Linked DNA regions of Homo sapiens: region 1 is linked to region 2. Evidence: read pairs that join two places in POLR2A ChIA-PET (ENCODE). Cell type or tissue: CD4-positive, alpha-beta T cell. All regions are shown on one strand. Each heading gives the region's core, and the rest is flanking DNA. Links, peaks and the distances in the headings are about the cores only. Region 1 overlaps PCED1B (PC-esterase domain containing 1B). Region 2 overlaps PCED1B (PC-esterase domain containing 1B).

Region 1 (5,382 bases), core at 248-5,247, 62 kb before region 2:
ACTGGAAAAGGTGTTTGCTCCTTCAAATGCACAGACACCAATGCAAAGCTACACAAATCATGAAGAATCAGGCAAACATGACACCAAAGGAAACTAATAAAGCTCCAGTAACCAACCCCCAAGAATTGGATATCTATGAATTGCCTGACAAATTATTCAAAATTATTATCTTAAAAAAGCTCAATGAGATGCAAGAGAACACAAACAAATGCAATCATGGAAACAATCCATAAACAAAATGAGAAGTGTAATAAAGAAATAAAAAACATAGAAAAGAACCAAACAAAATCTTAGAGCTGAGGAATATAATGACAGAATGAAAAAAAATCAGTAGAGAGCTTCAACAACAGACTTGATCGCGCAGAAGAAAAAAATCAGCAAATCAAAAACAGATTATTTGAAATTAGCCAATTAGAGGAACCAAAACAAAAGAAGAAATTAAAAGAATTAAGAAAGCATAATAAAGAAGCCATGCGATACTATCAAGCAAATGAATTTACAAATTATGGTAACAGAAGAAGAGAGAAAGAGGCAAAAAACTAATTTTAAGAAATTCATACACAAATCAATACATGTGATACATGATGTTAACAAAAATAAAAATAAAAACTGTATGATCATTTCAATAGAAGCAGAAATGCATTGACAAAATTCAACATCCTTTATGATGAAACTCTCAACTTATTAGGTATAGAAACAATTTACCTCAACATAATAGAGGTCATATATGATAAGCCCACAGCTAACATCATACCCAGCTGTGAAACACTGAAAGCTTTACCTCTAAGATCAGGAACAAGGCAAGGATGGACACCCATCCTTGCCAATTCTATTCAGTATAGTATTGGAAGTCCTAGCCAGAGCAGTTAGGCAAGAAAAAGAAATAAAATGCATCTAAATTGGAATGATAAAAGGTAAGTTGTTTCTGTTTACAGATGACATGATCTTGTACGTAGCCAGTCCTAAAGACTTGACCAACAAACTATTACAACTAATAAATGAATTTAGTAAAGTTACAAGAAACAAAATTAACATACAAAACTCAGCTGTGTTACTATACATGAATGACAAGCTTACATGAATAAAAAACTATTCATAAAAGAAACTTAGAAAACAATTCCATTTATAATAGCATCAAAAATTAAAATATTTAGGAATAAATTTAACCAAGGAGATGAAAGATCTGTACACAGAAAACTATAAGACATTGATGAAAGAAATAAGGAAGACACAAGTAAATGGAAAGATATCCCATGGTCATGGAATCAGAAAAATCATATTGCCAAAATTTCCATTTTATTTGAAGCAAGCTACAAGCTCAGTGTAATCCCTATCAAAATTCCCATGGCATTTTTCACTGAAAAAGAAAAACCGTAAAATTTACTTGTAAACACAAAAGACCCTGAATAGTTAAAACAATCTTGAACAGGAAGAACAAAGCTAGACTTCAAATTATGTTACAAAGCTATAGTAATCAAAATAGTATGGTACTGGTGTAAAAATAGACACATAGATAAACAAAACAGAATAGAGAGCCCAGAAATAAACTTTACTAGGCATTGCTCTAGTGGAAACTCTCTGTGGCAGCTCTGACCCTACATTTCCATTTAGCATTGCCCTAGTTGGGGCTCTCTGTAGTTACTCCACCCCTGCAAAAAATTTTTATCAGGGACCCCAGGCTGTTTATGACATCCTTTGAAATCTAGGTGAAAGAAACCATGCCCCCACAGCTCTTGCATTTCTCACGCCTAAAGAACTAGCACCACATGAATGCCACCAAGGTTTATGGCTTATACCTTGTAGAGTGGTGGGTTGAGCCACACCTGGTCCCACTGTGCCTTAGCCACAGCTAAGGCAGCCGAGGAGCAATGCACTGAAATGTGGGAAGGAGAAATCTAGGAGGCTCTGGATAGTGAGCCCACAGAGGGTTCTCAGGATCATCCTTTGAAACTATCCTGCCCTCCTAGAGCTCTGGTCCTGTAACAGGAGGGACAGCCTCAAGGATCTCTAAATGACTTTGAGGTCATTCTCCTATTGTCTTGATGATTCTTTCTGTCCATACTAATCTCCTTAACAGTATCTTGGTCACACACTTGGTTTGCTCTCCTGAATAGGCTTTTTTATTCTTCACATGGCCAGGTTGAAAATTTTCAAAATTTTTCCATTCTGCTTCTCCTTTATAGTCATACATTGCATTTCTAAAAAGGGCATTGTCAGGCAATTTTGTCATCATCTGAATATCACAGAGTGTACTTACACAAACCTACATGGTATGGCCTACTACACAGCTAGGCTATGTGATGGACCCAAGGGAACACAATGGTAACTATTTGTGTATCTAAACATATCTAAATATAAAAGAGGTACAGTGAAAATATGGTATTATCATCCTACAGGACCACCAACAGCAAACTTAATCAACAAACGTTGTGTGTGTTCTGTCTGCTCCACTGAGTGGCCATTCCCCTGTCTCAAAATCCCTTGGGCCTTCCTATTCCCTGAGACATAACAATATTGAAATTAGGTCAATTAATAATTCTACAATGGTCTCTAAGTGAAAGAAAAAGTCACAATTCTCTTACTTCAAAACAAAAGCTAGGAATGATTAAGCTTACTGAGGAACCCATGTCAAAAGCTGAGATAGGCTGCAAGGCCTCTTGTGCCAAATAGTTAACCAGGTTGTAAATGCAAAAGAAAAATTCTTGAAGCAAATTAAAAGTGCTACTTCAGTGAACATACAAACGATAAGAAAGCAAAACAGCCTTATTGCTGATATGGAAAATATTTTAGAGGTCTGGATAGATGATCAAACCAACCACAGCATTCCCTCAAGCCAAAGCCTAATCCAGAACAAGACCCTAAATTTCTTTAATTCTATGAAGACTGAAAAAGGTGAGGAAGCTGCAGAAGAAAAGGTTGAAGCCAGCAGAGAGATTGGTTCATGAGATTTAAGGAAAGAAGCCGTTTCCATTACATAAAAGTGCAAGGTGAAGCAACAAGTGCTGATGTAGAAGCTGCAGGATGTTATTTAGAAGATCTTGCTAAGATAATGGATGAAGGCAGCTACACTAAACAAGATTTTCAGTGTAGACAAAACAGCCGCTATTGGAAGAAAATCCCGTCTAGGACTTGCATAGCTAGAGAGAAGTCAGTGCCTAACTTCAAAGCTTCAAAGGACAGGCTGTCTTTTTAGGTACCGATGCAACTGGTGACTTTAAGTTGAAGCTAATGCTCATTTAGCATTCTGAAAATCCTAGGGCTCTTAGGAATAATGCTAAATTAACTCTGCCTGTGCTGTAGAAATGGAACAAACCCTGGATAACAACATATCTATTTACAACAAGGTTTACTGAATATTTTCAAGTCCACTATTGAGACCTATTACTCAGAAATATAAATTCCTTTTACAATATTACTGCTTATTGACAATTCACCTACTCACTCAAAAGCTCTGATGGAGATGTGCAAGGAGATAAATGTTGTTTCATGCCTGCTAATACAACATTCATTCTGCAGCCCATGGATCAAGGAGTAATTTCAACTTTCAAGTCTTGTCATTTAAGAAATACTTTTCATAAGGCTACAGCTGCTATAGACAGTGATTCCTCTGATTGATCTGGGCAAAGAAAATTGAAAACTTTCTGGAAAAAACTTACCATTCTAGATGGTAGTGAGAACATTCATGATTCATAGGAGGAAGTCAAAATATCAACATTAACAGAGTTTGGAAGAAGTTGATTCCAGTTCTCATGGGTGACTTTAAGGATTCAGGACTTCAGTGGAGGAAGTAACTGCAGATGTAGCGCAAATAGCAATGCAACTAGAAATAGAAGCGGAGACTGAAGATGTGATTGATTGCTGCAATCTCATGATAAAACTTGAACAAATGAGGAGTTGCTTCTTATGGATAACCAAAGAAAGTGGTTTCTTGAGATGGAATCTACTCCTGGTGAAGATGCTGTGAACGTTGTTGAAATGACAACAAAGGATTTAGAATATTTAATAAACTTAGTTGATAAAGCAGTGGCAGGGTTTGAGGGGATTGACTCCAATTTTGAAATAAGTCCTACTGTGGGTAAAATGCTATCAAACAGCATCGCATGCTACAGAAAAAAATCTTTCATGAAAGGAAGAGTTAATTGATGAGTCAAATTTCATTTTTGTCTTATTTTAAGAAATTGCCACAACCACCCCAATCTTCAACAACTACCACCCTGATCAGATTGAGGCAAGACCCTATACCGGCAAAAAGATTACAGCTTGCCAATGGCTCAGATGATTATTAGCATTTTTAGCAATAAAGTATTTTTAATTAAGGTATGTACTTTTTTTTAGATACAATGATATTGCACACTTAATAAAGTATAGTGTAAACATAACTTTTGCATGTGCTGGGAAACCCAAAAATTCATACGATTTACTTTATTGTGATATTTGCTTTATTGCAGTGGTCAGAAACCAAAGCCACAATACTTCTCAGATATGCCTGTATGTGATTGTTGATTAAAACATGACTGTAATTATAAATTCCATCTCTGAGTCATTTCTTTCCTCTTGCATCTTACTGTATGCAGTTTAAAGTAGCCTTATAGCTTCTACAATATTTTGTTTAGAAATTTCTTTAGATATCCTAGTTCATTGCTCTTTTTTTTTTTTTTTTTTTTGAGATGGAGTCTTGCTCTGTTGCCCAGGCAGGAGTGCAGTGGTGCAATCTCGGCTCACTGCAATTTCCACCTCCTGGGCTCAAGCAATTCTCCTGCCTCAGCCTCCTGAGTAGCTGGGACTACAGGCATGTGTCACCATGCCCAGCTTATTTTTGTTTATTTGTTTGTTTGTTTTTTCAGTAGAGACAGGGTTTCACCATATTGGCCAGGCTGGTCTCAAACTTCTGACCTCAAGTGATCCACTTGCCTCGGCCTCCCAAAGTACTGGGATTATAGGTGTGAGCCACTGTGCCTGGCCTCATTGCTCTTAAATGTCACCTTCCATAAAGCCCTCAGCCATAAACACAATTCGGCCCTATTCTTTGCAGTTGTATAACAAGCATGGGCTTTACTTCAGTTTCCAATTCCTTGTTCCTCAATTCCATCTGAGATCTCCTCAGAATGGCTTTTACCATCCATATTTCCACTGATGTCTGTTTACCATCCATATTCTATTTCTACTGATATCTATTTACTCTCCATATTTCTATTGATATCTATTTACCATCCATATTTTATTTCTATTTGTCTATCCATATTCTATTTACCATCCATATTCTATCTGTCTACCATCCATGTTCTATTTCTATTGATATCTATTTACTATTTACTGTCAGTATTTCCACTGATATTTATTTACCCATCCATATTTCTATTGATAATCTGATCACTTAAGTAA
Region 2 (5,382 bases), core at 141-5,140:
AGCCATTTAACTTTGCAACTCCTGGTCTCACTCACAGATCTCTGGGTGTTCTTGAAGTGTGTATTATGCTGTTAATTTACTCCCAGGGCTACCTTGCACTTTGTTTCCTTAATCCTCCACTGCCTACAGACCAGGGGAGGCAGGTCATGCATCTAAAAGTCAAGGTTCTGGGTGGCTCTTAATTGCTCCTCTGAATTTGCCTTATTGTCTACAGATGGGCCATAACATTTATTTCTAATTTAGCAATAAATACTATATACTTAGTGACTCCTAGTATAAAAGAATCTGGATACTCTAGTTCAGTTGCCTCCGTAATCATTTAATTTTCCTTGTAATTGAGGTTATATGTAAATACTGTAACCATAAACTAATGTAGCCAATAGTGTAACCACCTAACAGGTTCTCCTTGCCCACTGCCTAGAGAGAGCCAGTTTATTAAGACAGGGGAATTGCAACAGAGAAAGTGTAACTCGTGCAGAGCCACAGTATGGGAGACTGGAGTTTTATTATTACTCAAATCAGCCTCTCCAGAGTTCAGGGATCAGAGTTTTTAAGGATAATTTGATGGGTAGGGGGTTGGAAAGTGGGGCGTGCTGATAGATCAGGTCAGAGATGAAATCATAAAAAGTCTAAGTTGTCCTCTTGCACTGAATCAATTCCTGGATGGAGGCTACAAGATCAGATGAGCCAGTTTATCGATCTGGGTGGTACCAGCTGATCCATGGAGTACAGGGTCTACAAAATACCTCAAGCACTGATCTTAGGTTTTATTATAGTGACGTTATCCCCAGGAGCAATTTGGAAAGGTTCAGAATCCTGCAGCCTCCAGCTGCATGACTCCTAAACCATAATTTATAATCTGGTACCTAAGGTGGTAGTCTTGCAAAGACAGTGTAGTCTTCAGGTAGGAAGGTGGTTTGTTTTGGCAAAGGGCTGTTACCGTCTTTGTTTCAAAGTTATACTATAAACTAAGTTCCTGCCAAAGTTAGTTCAGCCTATACCCAGGAATGGTGTAACAGCTTGGAAATTAGAAGCAAGGTGGAGTCAGTTAGGTCAGATTTCTTTCACTGACATAATTTTCTTAGTTGTAATTTTTGCAAAGTCAGTTTCAATAGGTTTTTATGAATAGGAGGAAAGAAAGAGAGGGAAAGAGGGAGAAGAGGAGGGAGGAAAAGAGGGAGAGAGAGAGGAAGGAAGGAAGGAAGGAAAAAAAAGGGGCAATAACCATGTAACCGCCTAAGGGGTTCACCTTGCCCACTGCGTAGACAGAGCCAATTCACCAAAATAAGGGAATTGGAATAGAGAAAGAGTAATTCACGCAGAGCCAACTGTGCAGGAGACCAGGGTTTTATTATTACTCAAATCAGTCTCCCCCAGCGTTTGGAGAGCAGAGTTTTTAAGGACAATTTGGTGGGTTGGGGGAAGCCAGTGAGCCAGGAGTGCTGATTGGTTAGGGATGAAATCACAAGGAGTCGAAGCTGTCTTCTTGCGCTGAGTCAGTTCCTGGGTGGAGGGCACAAGATCAGATGAACCAGTTTACCGATCTGGATGGTGTCAGCTGATCCATCACATGCAGGGTCTGCAAAATATCTCAAGCATTGATCTTGGGAGCAGTTTAGGGAGGGTCAGAATCTTGGAGACTCCAGCTGCATGACTCCTATCCATAATTTCTAATCTTGTGGCTCATGTTAGTCCTACAAAGGCCATCTAGTCCCCAGACAAGAAGGAGGTCTGCTTTGGCAAAGGGCTGTTATCATCTTTGTTTCAAACTATAAACTAAATTTCTCCCAAAGTTAGTTCAGCCTATGCCCAGGAATGAACAAGGACAGCTTGGAGGTTAGAGGCAAGATAGCTAGCGTTGGTTAAGTTAGATCTCTTTCACCGTCTCAGTCATAATTTTGCAAAGGCAGTTTCAACCATAGTCAGCCCTCAGTAAGTACTAACCATAATATTGTCAATGATTGGCACCAGGCTTGGTGTGTTTTGCTCCACCTCCTGCCTCCTTGGTAATTCCTCAGCCTGCTGGGGACAAGGCAAAAGTCTTTTTTCAGTTTCTCTTTATATGAATTGATCATTTTTCAACTGCTAGGTTTTCTTTGGGGGACTGAGGCAGAAGGATCACTTGAGGCCAGGAGTTCAAGACCAGCCTGGTCAATATAGCGAAACCTCATCTCTACCCCGCCCCCGCAACAAAAAAAAAATCCAAGGTTTTTTTAAGGACCTTGTATGTTAAAAATGAAAGTGAAGAAGTAGATCTGACGGTAGTTACAGACACTACCCTGTTTCTACCTTCCACTCTGTGCTCTCAAATCCCAACATCACCAACATAAATAAATGGTGATTAGATGCTTTAGCCAGCATTTGCTCTTGCCTTAGGTAAATGGCTATTCGAATGGCCAGGGACTTTGACATACTCATCCAACTGAAGCTGAACTCAACTTGGCAGGCTCTGCCCAGGTAGAAGGAGCTTTGAATGGGATTTTAGCAAACAATCAGATGTTACCAAAATCTTATTAGGAGAACAGCATGTAGAGTTACCCTGTGGTCTCTAGCTCAGGGCCTTGAGGGAATATCCTTTCAGAGCCTAGATGGAGCCCCATGGTCAATGCACCAAGAAAATAAAGGACTTTAGCCTGAAGGTGACAGATGGAGGACTAAATTACTTTAAACTTTTGTCCAAAATACATAAACATATTGCTAGAATAATATCAGTGTTGGTTTGAATAGCCTGTTGGATTGGTTGAGATGAAGTAAGGAGCTGGCAGCTGGGCTCATCTGGTAGCACAGATAAGAACCTAATTAGCTCTATGAAAGAGGAAGCCCTGTGCCACCTCCCCAGAGCTGTGTGAGGCCCAGGGGCACACCTTCCAGCTGCCTGAGGCTGCTGCCTCCTCCCAGTCCCACTGAGGAAAGGAAGTGCTCTTTCTCTCCTGATAGGACAAGGATGACCCAGCAGATGGGCACGTGGGCAGGCAGAGCTCTCAACTACCTTTTCTCTTAGCATGGGTGACAGTGTGTATGACCACAGACCTCCCTTCCTTCCTCTTTGCTTTTATGGACCAAGCGATGGAAGGAAATGACAATAAGGAAATCTTCCTTACACAAATATGTAAGTATGCATTCCTCTTCATCAGACACAATCACAACTTAAAGAACTTGCATCAGTCTTGTGAGCTGGCCCCTAACCCCTGACTATAATCTATTATTCTTAAGATACCTACTGAGAGAACTTATTCAGATAAAACATTTTAGGGCTTTTTGGAGCTTTTCTATTTAAAGAATAACAAGCTCCTTCTCTAGTTTTCTTTAACAAACTAAGCATATGACAGGCAGAGGTTACAGATTTTTCATAGCTTACTTCCTCCTGAAATTTAAGTCTGTGGTTAATCAAGCTCTGTGAATGACAGTTTCTCCCTCGAACTTTGTGGGCTAACACAGCTCTCTGAACACCCATAATTTGTTGGGTTTTTTTTTTCTTTTTTTCCTGAGCAGTGTAAACAATTGTAAAGCTTTAAATAAATAAGCTATAAGAAGTTTTCCCAGGGTCTTGATTCTGTGACTCCACCAGGTGTCAAGGTCTCTGAACCGGCTGCCCTTAGACACGTGCCTGAACTCAAAGCAGTCATACTGTTAAGGGATAGACTTGGTGCTGTAAACTTAGCCATTTTGGTTTTTGTTTGTTTGTTTGTTTTCAGACAGGGTCTCATCTCCCAGGCTGGAGTGCAGTGGCACGATCATAGCTCACTGCAGACTTGACTTTCTGGGCTCAGGTGATCCTCCCACCTCAGCCTCCTGAGTAGCTGAGTATAGCACGCACCACCACCCTCAGCTAATTTTTTATTTTTATTTTTTTGAGACGGAGTCTCACTCTGTCACTCAGGCTCTAGAGTGCAGTATCGCGATCTCGGCTCACTGCAACCTCTACCTCCCAGGTTCAAGCAGTCCTGCCTCAGCGTCCCGAGTAACTGGGACTACAGGCGTATTTTTAATAGAGACAGGGTTTCTCCATGTTAGCCAGGCTGGTCTCGAACTCCTGACCTCAAGTGATGCACCCACCTTGGCCTCCCAAAGTACTGGGATTATAGGCATGAGTCACCCTGCCCAGGCTATTTTTATTTTTGTATAGATAGGGTCTCACTATGTTGCCTAGACTGGTTTCAAACTCCTGGGCTCAAGCGATCCTTCCACCTTGGGCTCCTAAACTGCTGGGTTTACAGGCGTGAGGCTGTTTTGATTTCACTTGTAGGGAACAAAGACTGACACTGGCCGGGTGCAGTGGTTCATGTCTATAATCCCAACATTCTGAGAGGCTGAGGCAGGCAGATTGCTTGAGCCCAGGAGTTCAAGACCAGCCTGGTCAACATAGTGAGACCCTGTATCTACCAAAAATAACTTAACAACAACAAAAACAAATGCCCTGCTTGACTTTGTCACAGTGTTTTAATTTTCATTTACATCACCCTTCTCTATGTGGCACTGTGCGTGTGGCATCTATGCTGCTCAGGACACAGTGAGGTGTCTGGTTGTCAGGGTGAGCAAAGACCAGGGCAGGCAGAGGGACCTCAGATTCCGGCTTCACTGCTTAGTGTCAGCTGATTGGCTTGAGGCAGAACCAGCCCTCCAGGAAGTCCTTTCCCTTTTCTGATATTCCTCATGGAGACAGTAAGAGCTACCCTGCAGGGTGGTTTTAAAGGTAACAATAGGCTGGGCTCACCTGTAATCCCAAAGGTGGGAGGATCACCTGAGGTAAGGTGTTCGAGACCAGCCTGGCCAACGGGGCATGGTGGCACATGCCTGTAATCCCGGCTACTCGGGAGGCTGAGGCAGGAGAATCACTTGAACCAGGGAGGCGGAGTTTGCCGTGAGCCAAGATCATGCCATCGCACTCCAGCCTGGGCAACAGAGCAAGATTTCGTCTCAAAAAAAAAGGTAATAATAATGAATACATGAATATGTAACACCTGGATTAAAGTAGACTCTCAATAAATGGTAGCAATAATAATTATTGTTGATTTTGTGAAAAGAGTTGATACACTTTAAATGCTTGGAATAGTATACTCAGTAGGTGTTCATTGTTATTGAATACTGTTATCAAAGGGAATCCAGATGCCTTATCAATTTGGGATCTTCAGGCTTTATCCCAGTAATGCTATGGATTTGGCTAATGTGTTTGATTAAGGCAGAAAGGCTGGTATCTTCAGAAAAATTTTATGTGATTTAGCAGGTTAAATTCAACCTATGAAGGGAAGTAAAATTATAAGATCTGAGTCTTAGAAAGAGCAAGACTGTAGTTTAGAGAACGGATTGGAAGAAGATGAACTTGGAAGCCACAGCACCACCACAGCAGGATTCTAGATTTGAACTAAAGCAGAGGCTATAGGA

The links. Peaks named below come from ENCODE experiments on the same cell type or tissue, not always from the same donor. Only the 100,000 strongest peaks of a DNase experiment are listed, where the experiment ranks them.
Region 1: POLR2A ChIA-PET joins it to region 2 with 13 read pairs; 9 of 35 experiments call an interaction of 5 or more read pairs at or near these places.

What each region holds. Positions count from the first base shown.
Region 1 is chr12:47,142,355-47,147,736 of GRCh38, forward strand. All of the region lies in intron 2 of PCED1B (PC-esterase domain containing 1B), which reads left to right. Among named protein-coding and RNA genes, the nearest start is that of MIR4698, 43 kb to the right of the region's middle. In CD4-positive, alpha-beta T cell, for the core only: no CTCF peak of the experiment used is centred there; no DNase peak of the experiment used is centred there; H3K27ac peaks cover 526 bases.
Region 2 is chr12:47,204,567-47,209,948 of GRCh38, forward strand. All of the region lies in intron 2 of PCED1B (PC-esterase domain containing 1B), which reads left to right. PCED1B-AS1 (PCED1B antisense RNA 1) reads right to left here. Exons shown (of 3, transcript NR_026544.1): 3 at 3,854-5,382. Among named protein-coding and RNA genes, the nearest start is that of PCED1B-AS1, 9.2 kb to the right of the region's middle. In CD4-positive, alpha-beta T cell, for the core only: no CTCF peak of the experiment used is centred there; DNase peaks (open chromatin) are centred at 1,495, 2,925 and 3,415; H3K4me3 peaks cover 1,572 bases; H3K27ac peaks cover 4,187 bases.